Regions from separate parts of the Homo sapiens genome. Here region 2 is linked to region 1. The links are chromatin contacts, found by Hi-C or POLR2A ChIA-PET in ENCODE. All regions are on one chromosome and are shown on one strand. Each heading gives the region's core, a stretch centred on a gene start or an enhancer-like site at or near the end of the contact. The rest is flanking DNA. Distances are from core to core; before and after follow the strand shown. Region 1 overlaps PRKCA (protein kinase C alpha). Region 2 overlaps PRKCA (protein kinase C alpha).

Region 1 (4,137 bases), core at 647-3,146:
GAAATAGACATCTGACTGAAAGCATGGCAAAGACACGTTATAAGAGAACATGTAACCAGGATGGGAGGATCTGTGGCTATTCTTTGCAATATACTACATATACCTAGCAGTCACATATTCTATTGTTTCTACATAAAAAGGCATTGTGGTTTTATGATTTAGTCTCCTTGCAGGGAAGAGGTGGGGGAAGTGATCTTGGATAGAGGAAGACAGACCCAGATACCTGTCACAGACTCCTCCTCACCTGGGGCAATAGGCAAGCGTACCTTCCAGGCCAATGGCACTGTAACCTAAGCTCTGTGAGCACAGAGATTTGTCTGCTTAGTTCACTGCTGGATACCCAGGGCACAGAAGAGAACCTGGCCCATAAAAGGCAAGCAGTGAAGATCTGTGAAATGAGAAGAATAGACATCTCCTAGGTGTTCTGATTGAAAAATTACAGAAGAGCTCTGCAGTAGGAGATGAGAACTGGATTCTCACATCTAAGATAGTACTAACTGTACATATGGGTCATCTCAAGTCAACTGTTTATAAGTCAGGGACTACCCGTATTTAAAATTAGAGTAGAGAAATGATGTGCTAAGACATTCCCACATCAGTCTCCCAAAACAACAGTAACAGTTTCTTGTGACTCAAAAACAAATGAAAGCATAATGAAGGATACTTCCTATATTGTTCCAATGTAACAAAAATGCTCTTTGCTAACTTTAAAGGAATCTGAATCGCAAGCAACAAATTAGCAAAACACACAGTCTTCCACTGAACAATGCCCCTTACAGAGTATCAGGAATTGAAAATCAGGGCACACAGTAAGTTTTGGGAAAGAAGTGCAGTAAATGTTTTTGTTGAATGTTGGAGCCAGAAGACCCTAGCAGTTGTCTAATCCCCCATCTCCTCCCACTCACACACACCCTGTATATGTTGCAGAGGCTGAGGCCTGGGAGTTGCGAGGCTTGTCTGATGTCACCCAGCTAGTCAGCAGCACAGATGGGATAAAAATTGAGGAGTTCAGACTCAGCTCTGAGCTCTTTCCACTACACCCTGCTGACAGTTTTCAGCCTTACTTGCAGCATAAACAAGCTTTTGAATATAAGCAACTATAAATAGTAATTAGTCAGAGTCTTGTATTAGATATGTTGACATCATCAGAAGGCAATTCTGTTCATTACAAGCCCCTCTGACGCTCGCTCTGAAAGTTGCTGCCTTCTTCATGTCCACCAGGCACCACCCTGGACCTGCCTTAGGTCCAAAGTGCATCCTTCCAGCATCTTCCGGCAATCTGAGCTTCATTACAATGTCCCCTCCTCCTGCCGGAACTCACCAAATAGTCAGGTGCATTCGCTTTTTCTCAGCCATATTCAGGGAAGGGAGCATGATTTTTCTAATTCTTTTGCATGTTCCCACAGTACTAAGCAGGGATCTGACATACACATTTTGGTTAAACATAAGCTAATATTTACTGAATGATTACTATATGCTGGGCAAAGAGCTAGGCATTTTAAATGCATTATTTCATCTAATTCATCCCAAAACTCTATAAATAAGTAGGATTGTTTGTCTTCTGCCCACAGACAAACTGTGGTCTGGAGAGGTTAAATGCCCTGCTCAAGGTCATACAACCAATAAAAGATGTTGATGCTGAGATTCAACCCAAGTGCTATTTGACTCCAAAGTTTGTGCTTTTTAACTCCCAGTTTTTCCTAAGAATGACCTGCCTGAATTTCGGGGAGGAACTGGGGGAATGCATTTTGGAAAGTATCCCAGGTGATTCAGATGTGCAGCCAAATTTGGGAAGTCAGTGCCCCACACTCTGAAATCCTACACTGATTGACTCATCTTGCTTCTTCTTCTGCAGCCAGAATGACAGTGTGACCAGAACCTGACCCAAGCCCACCTCTACCAGGTGACTCAGGCCACACACACTTCAGAGAGTACTGTCTTCTCTCCTGTATACAAACTTTAATCCTTCCCATCCAAATCCTCCCTGGCCATCTCTGGATACTGTTGGAAACCGGAGGGCACCAAATCTTTATTCCGGGATCAGTAACAGAATTCATGATGACACCAAAGGTCTATCAAGGAAGTCCTGGTGGCACAGCCCAGGAAGAAGCAGAAATCAAGACCCCACTGGATTCATAGTAGGTTTCATTATGAATAATGCCCTCTTCCTTTGGGGCCTGGCTTCTTCTTTTTTTTTTTTTTAGTGAGCGACCCACACATACTACACATCAGCCAATGACAGACCCAGCTAGACAGTCTCACACTATTTTCCCAAACTTCAGAACAGACACTATGGTTTTCACTGCTATGCACATAAACTGTGTGTCTTAACCTTCCCTCCTGCAAGCATGCTTCTAGTTTGCCTTGGGCAGCTGGTTCCTCCCCTTCAACAAAGGTGGGGTTCAGCATGAACCCCCAGTACAGAAGGAATTCGGTCTCTTTATTCCACAAGCACACGGCACCTGGCGCTGGACTGAGCCTCTCTGGGAGATCACAAACAGGAGCTTCCATTTCCATCCCACATTTCACTTCGCTCAAGGTGCTCCTACTTCGATTACTGTCCCCTCTTCCCCCTGCCTATTCTCTCCTTTCGGTCCTGCCAACTGACAAGAGCTCCTTTCTGCCTAGCATAACTGAGATAAACTCATAAAGATACTACTAAATGCTAACAGGAAATAAACATAGAAACTGCAAGAAGTGAAAAAAAAGTGGGCATTATAAAACACTGGTGTTCTCATCCTGCCATAGTCAGGTTCCACTGGCTTTGCCCCAGGTGGCCTGCCATTCGGGGTATCCACCAGCTCTCCCCAGGGGCACGTTCCTCCCACGGGGCTCCTGGTCCACATCCACCTGCAGGACCCGTCGCCCAGGAGCTCCCTACTGGACATGTTGAGGGATGTGTGCTCCAAACCAAGAGAAAGACCCCTGTCTCTGTCATACAGGGTGGAAGCTAAAATATGGCTAAGATGGAAATGAGAGATTGAATAGTAGCTAAGGGAACCACAGACTGAAGAAAGAATTCTTTCAGAGCTAAATTTAAGTTCATTCCTCAATTCTTTCCTTCACTCAAGTATTTTGTTATTTCAAAGAGCATTCTGTATTCTGAAGATTTATCTAACACTAGAAACCAGGTGTCCCTATTTCCCAAGCCAGTGTTCTTGCCTTTCAAGGAGTCAAGAAATACAACAATTCTTGACCGTATTTTCTCTTCTCACACATATGGCATAAATCCATAAACCCAAGAGGCATTTATTCTCTACAAGATATTTGAATTTGGCTGAGACTGGTCTTCTTTTTCTTGAAAACAGTCCTACTGCATAAAGTCCTTCTTTTCAATATTTACTGTAACTTAACACACTAAAGAATCCAGCTCCAGCCAGATGACTTGATTCATCACTGCATAATTGGATGTTTACTTTTGTTGTCCTAATTAGCCAGAAAGGAAAAAAAAAGTCACAGTTTAGTCTTTCTTAGAGAAAAGATAAACCTTATTTTCTCATTTGTACCATCTTCTGGAATCTTGGGAGATAGTACTTATTAGAAAAAGTTAAGCGTGAAAAGCAATTGAGAATTAAAGAAAAAAAATCTCTGTGGCCATGCACGACCATTATCCTTACATAGGAGTTTGCCTCTGGATGCTGAAATCATGTTTAAAAACTATAAAAATGAGAACTCTTTTATGGTCATTATACTTTACACTATAGATCGCCATCACTATAATATGACATTATTACCATCTTTGGACTTCTACACTATATAAAAACATGAGTTAGCAATTGCCAAATACTTCCTTTCACTGTCTGTGAATATACTTGCAAGAGAAACTGCAGACTGCTGCAGAAATCTGGTAAATGTCAAACATTTTTAGTACTTTTTTTTTTTAAGGGGGCAATTTCCAAATCAAAATTAGTTGGAGCTGCAGTTTGGTTTGTACTGAGTGGACAGATGCCCAGAGTCCTGAGGCTGCCACAAGCCACACTGTCCCCGAAGCATCTCCTACATGAAGACCTCCTGCCTCCTCATTTGCCAGTGCTGCCCTGGCATGGAGACTTTTAAATCATTGTATTTTTAAAAAACATTCTATAGCAGGCTTTTATAAAGCAATAAAATCAGGAATGACAGACCTCAGAGAATTTC
Region 2 (4,137 bases), core at 1,134-3,633, 45 kb before region 1:
TCAGTGTTATGTCTGCAAGACATCACACTTTTGTTGCACATAACAGGTTTTTCATTCAGGGCTGCACAGTACCCCATGATAGGATTATACAAAAAAATCCATTCTACATGTGAGGAACATCTGAGTTGTTTCCAGGTTAAGGCAATTATGAATAATACTTCTGTGAACATTTTGGGCATGACTTTTGGGGTACACATGCATGTTTCTTTTGGGGATCCACCTACGAGAAGAATTGCTGTCTGACAGGAGTGTGTATTCAGCTTTAGTCAATACTGACAGTTTTCTAAAGTGGTTATAGCAATTTGCATACCAGGAGCATGTCCTCACCAACACTTAGTACTGTGGTCTTTTTCATTTTATTCTTTCTTACGACTGCTGGTGACATCCCATTGCAGTTTTAATTTGCATTCCCCTGATGACCCAGGTTGAACACTTTATGTTTATTGTCCATTTTTATATCCTCTTTCATGAAGTTTACAAATCTCCTCCCCATTTTTCTACTGGATTGTCTTTCTTACTGATCTGTAGGAGGAGGTTTTCTTTTTTTTTGAGATGGAGTTTCACTCTTCTTGCTCAGGCTGGAGTGCAGTGGCATGGTCTCAGCTCACTGCAACCTCCACCTCCTGGGTTCAAGCGATTCTCCTGTCTCAGCCTCCCAGGTAGCTGGGATTACAGGTGCCTGCCACCATGCCTGGCTAATTTTTGTATTTTTAGTAGAGACAGAGTTTCACCATGTTGGCCAGGCTGTCTTGAACGCCTGACCTCAGGCGATCCCCGCCTGCCTCGGCCTCCAAAGTGCTGGGATTACAGGTGTGAGCCACCGCACCTGACCTTTTTTTTAAATTCAGGACACAAGCCCTTTAACAGGTATAAGTGTAGCAAATATCTTCCCCCAATACCAGTCTACCTTTCATTCTTTGATGTTTCAATTAACAAAAATGCCTGATTAATCTTTTCCTTTAGGGTTAGTTCTATTTAGATCCTGTTTACAAAATTATTTTGTACCTCAACTTCATAAACATGTTCTCTGTCATTTTCTAGAACATTTATTGTTTTACAATTAGGTCTACTATCTATCTGTAATTGGTTTTTGTGTAGGGTGTTACTTGTGGTTGAGGTTTTTAAAATATAGATATCCTATTGACCAGCCTCATTCATTAAAAAAACCACTGCTTGGCAACTGAAGGCTTAGCTTTAAGACTAAAAAGATGACCCAGAAAAAAGTTTCCAAAGACCCTACGTTTCCAGTCTTTGATTTACCTACATATCCCTGCCTAACTCTTTTAGGAACATGGAAGTGTAAGTCCAAAGATGAAAGGCTTTGTTCTCAATTTCATCACTTCATTGAGTCCCACAAAATTATCCTTTTTCCTGACTGGTAAGCTGTAGAACATGGAACATGAGGAAATGATTTTTAAATCATCTCAAAATTAAATGATTATAATGTCATTTTATGCCACAATGAACTGTTTATGTACTTCTCAAACCCCATTTTTAAAATTTCATTTTAAAAACATCCCTACTTCATTAGCTCCACACCAGCTATACGAATGAGCTGTCCATGGCAACAGCAGTAAGTGCACTGAAGACAGATTTCTGCAGCGCCAGCCTTCCTGGCCTCCAGTACCCTGCTGAGCAACAAGCAGAGGACCCAGCACCCGCACTCAAGCTTCCTAAACCACGAATTACTCCTCACCAGCACCCAAAAGCAGCTCCCAGAACAAGCTGGTGGAAAATGTAGTGGGGAAAACACTAACCTCTACCACAAATAAAGACTCTGCACATCTATTTTTTGGGGGTTTTTTGAGACAGAGTCTTATTCTGTCGTCTAGGCTGGAGTGCAGTGGTGCCATCTCAGCTCACTGCAACCTCTGCCTTTGGGGTTCAAGTGATTCTCATGCTTCAGCCTCCCTAGCAGCTGGGATTACAGGTGTGTGCCACCATGCCCAGCTAATTTTATAATTTTACTAGAGATGGGGTTTCATCGTGTTGGCCAGGCCAGTCTCGAACTACTGACCTCAAGTGATCTGCCTGCCTCAGCCTCCCAAAGTTCTGGGATTACAGGCATGAGTCACCACGCCAGACCTCTGCTGGTCTATTATTTAATGCAGTCCAATGTATTAACATTTTCCTTTACACTTAGTGCTTTTTATAATCCGTTTAAGAATTTTTCCAGGAAACACATAGAAATATTGTACATTATCTCTCTTCCCCATCCACTGGCTCACGAAGATCTTGGTTGTATCACAGTCATGGCATGAATCAGATTTTTGGACTTCTTCCCATCTGATTTTCACTTATAGGAATTTTTCAAATCGTTCTTAAATAAACCTAATAAGGATGTTTTCCCAAACGCAGGTTACCTTGGCATCAAATTTCTCAAGTGTCTGGCTCCGAGGTGGATCTGGAATTTTCAGCCTCTTTGTGATGTTAGCAGGGCTTTTTATTTCCATGAAATCTTGAGGTAACAGAGGGTAGGGAGGAGAGAGCAAACACTGACATCCCAGACTGGGAAAGGGGAGAGATGGTGGAAACTGAGACCAAAACACTAAAAACTGCTGGGTCCATTTTTCTTCCCACTGGGAATTCAGGCAACAGCATCAAGGGCTGGTACAAGGCATAGCCTCGGAGACAGACCTGCCTGTGGCCTGGCAGGATCTCCTGCTTAAGGGCCTTATTGCCCTGCTTCATTAACAGCCACGGCTTAGCAACAATCTGCCAGCAGGGGTCAGTCTCGGTCGCCACACAGAAGCCAGGAGGCTCTCTCCAGCTACAAAGCCACGCTCTGGAATGTTCCAGAAGTTGTTCGGTGCCACTGCACAACACTCAGCTTCTCTTCCTATCTTGTCACCTCGGCACCTGTTTCCTAGTTTTTCAAGATTGCATTTCATACTTAGAGAAATTAATTACCTTATATTCCTGTGGCAGAATTTCATACTGAGCTAAATAATTATACCAAGTTCCCCATATCATGTATAAAACCTCCCTTTCCCTTGATTTTCCTTACGGTAGCAGAAAGGTCGACCTTTTCCATATTTTAAAATTAAGGAAAGGACGCATTCTTACTTGCAGTGGAAAATGTACAAATATTACATAATGTGACAATTGTATTTTCTAATATTCCCATTGAGGGTTTAGTTATCTATGGGATAAATTTCTTTTTTCTCTCTAAATTACAAAACATCCTTTCATTAAGCATCTTGCCCCAAACAGCTCCTCTCAAAGTCCCTGGGAGGCTGGCAAGGGGCTCATGGCCTATACTGCCTAACCCCAAGCTCTCCTTGGACTTACTCGGAGGCTGTGTCCCAAACACCAAACAGTAGGGGCACCTGCACTGAGACCAGGAAAGCAAATCTGATGTCAAAAAGGTGTAGAATGAAGAATCTATTTCTACTTTAAATTTGAGGGTGGCTCTTTTTCAAGACACACTGCTGAATTAACAAACAGTTCTGGTCTAATAAATGATTATATTTCATGCTAGAAGGATATAACTATACTTAGTAGGTTACCTTTTCCTAAAAAATAAAATAAAATTCCCCCATGGATCTAAGTCCCATCAAATACAACATTCAGGAGGGCATAAGTTCTCATTTCCCAAAGTGGGGAAAGCTGTTGCAAAAAAAAAAAAAAAAAAAAAACCAAAAAACAACAACAGTTCTTCACAATGCCTGTCTTCCAACAAGTCTGTCTTACTGGTATTTTAAAGTGTGCTCATCTAAAAGTATATTCTCTGCTTCTTTCTCCCTAAAACATAAAAAATATTTCTAAAGCTAATGGCATCCATCTTCTTTCCACTTCTGGACTGATAAAACCTCAAAAGAAAAAAAGTAAGGGAACTTTGAGATGGGCAACAGAGCCCATCTGCCCGTTCCCTGGGATGGGGCTGGGTCACTCTGAAAGAAGGAATCCAGGTATCATCAGCAGATCTGAAAGGGGCCATAGAGGAAATGTGTTCAAGAGTGCATCTTAGCCCAAGGGTGCTGAGAGAGGGTCCAGGAAGACAAGGTATCCAAGGACTCTGGATACCCCACCTATCCGTCCTACCCCTTGCAGCTACAATGATCTATCTAAAATTTAAATCCCCAACATCTTCAGGGCTCACAAACAGCTGGCAGGTGTGACCCCAGCTCCTGCATT

What was found. Hi-C counts contacts between places; a loop is a spot of excess contacts on that map. ChIA-PET counts read pairs that join two places held with the same protein, here RNA polymerase II (POLR2A).
Region 2: a loop to region 1 is called in a map of PC-3, with 4 times the contacts of the local background. The contact joins two enhancer-like sites. A Hi-C loop is called at or near these places in 2 of 168 maps with a recorded cell type or tissue (PC-3 and prostate gland). POLR2A ChIA-PET finds 5 or more read pairs at or near these places in 6 of 52 experiments (AG04450, CD4-positive, alpha-beta T cell, HCT116 and 3 more).

Annotation. Positions count from the first base shown.
Region 1 is chr17:66,520,875-66,525,011 of GRCh38, reverse strand. The region is part of intron 3 of PRKCA (protein kinase C alpha); the gene reads right to left. Among named protein-coding and RNA genes, the nearest start is that of PRKCA-AS1, 110 kb to the right of the region's middle. Within about 2 kb of position 1,896, at least 6 of the 41 ENCODE cell types and tissues checked have a DNase peak (open chromatin) inside an H3K27ac peak, as active enhancers do; they include PC-3, where a contact is called at or near this core.
Region 2 is chr17:66,565,982-66,570,118 of GRCh38, reverse strand. All of the region lies in intron 3 of PRKCA (protein kinase C alpha), which reads right to left. Among named protein-coding and RNA genes, the nearest start is that of PRKCA-AS1, 150 kb to the right of the region's middle. Within about 2 kb of position 2,383, at least 5 of the 41 ENCODE cell types and tissues checked have a DNase peak (open chromatin) inside an H3K27ac peak, as active enhancers do; they include PC-3, where a contact is called at or near this core.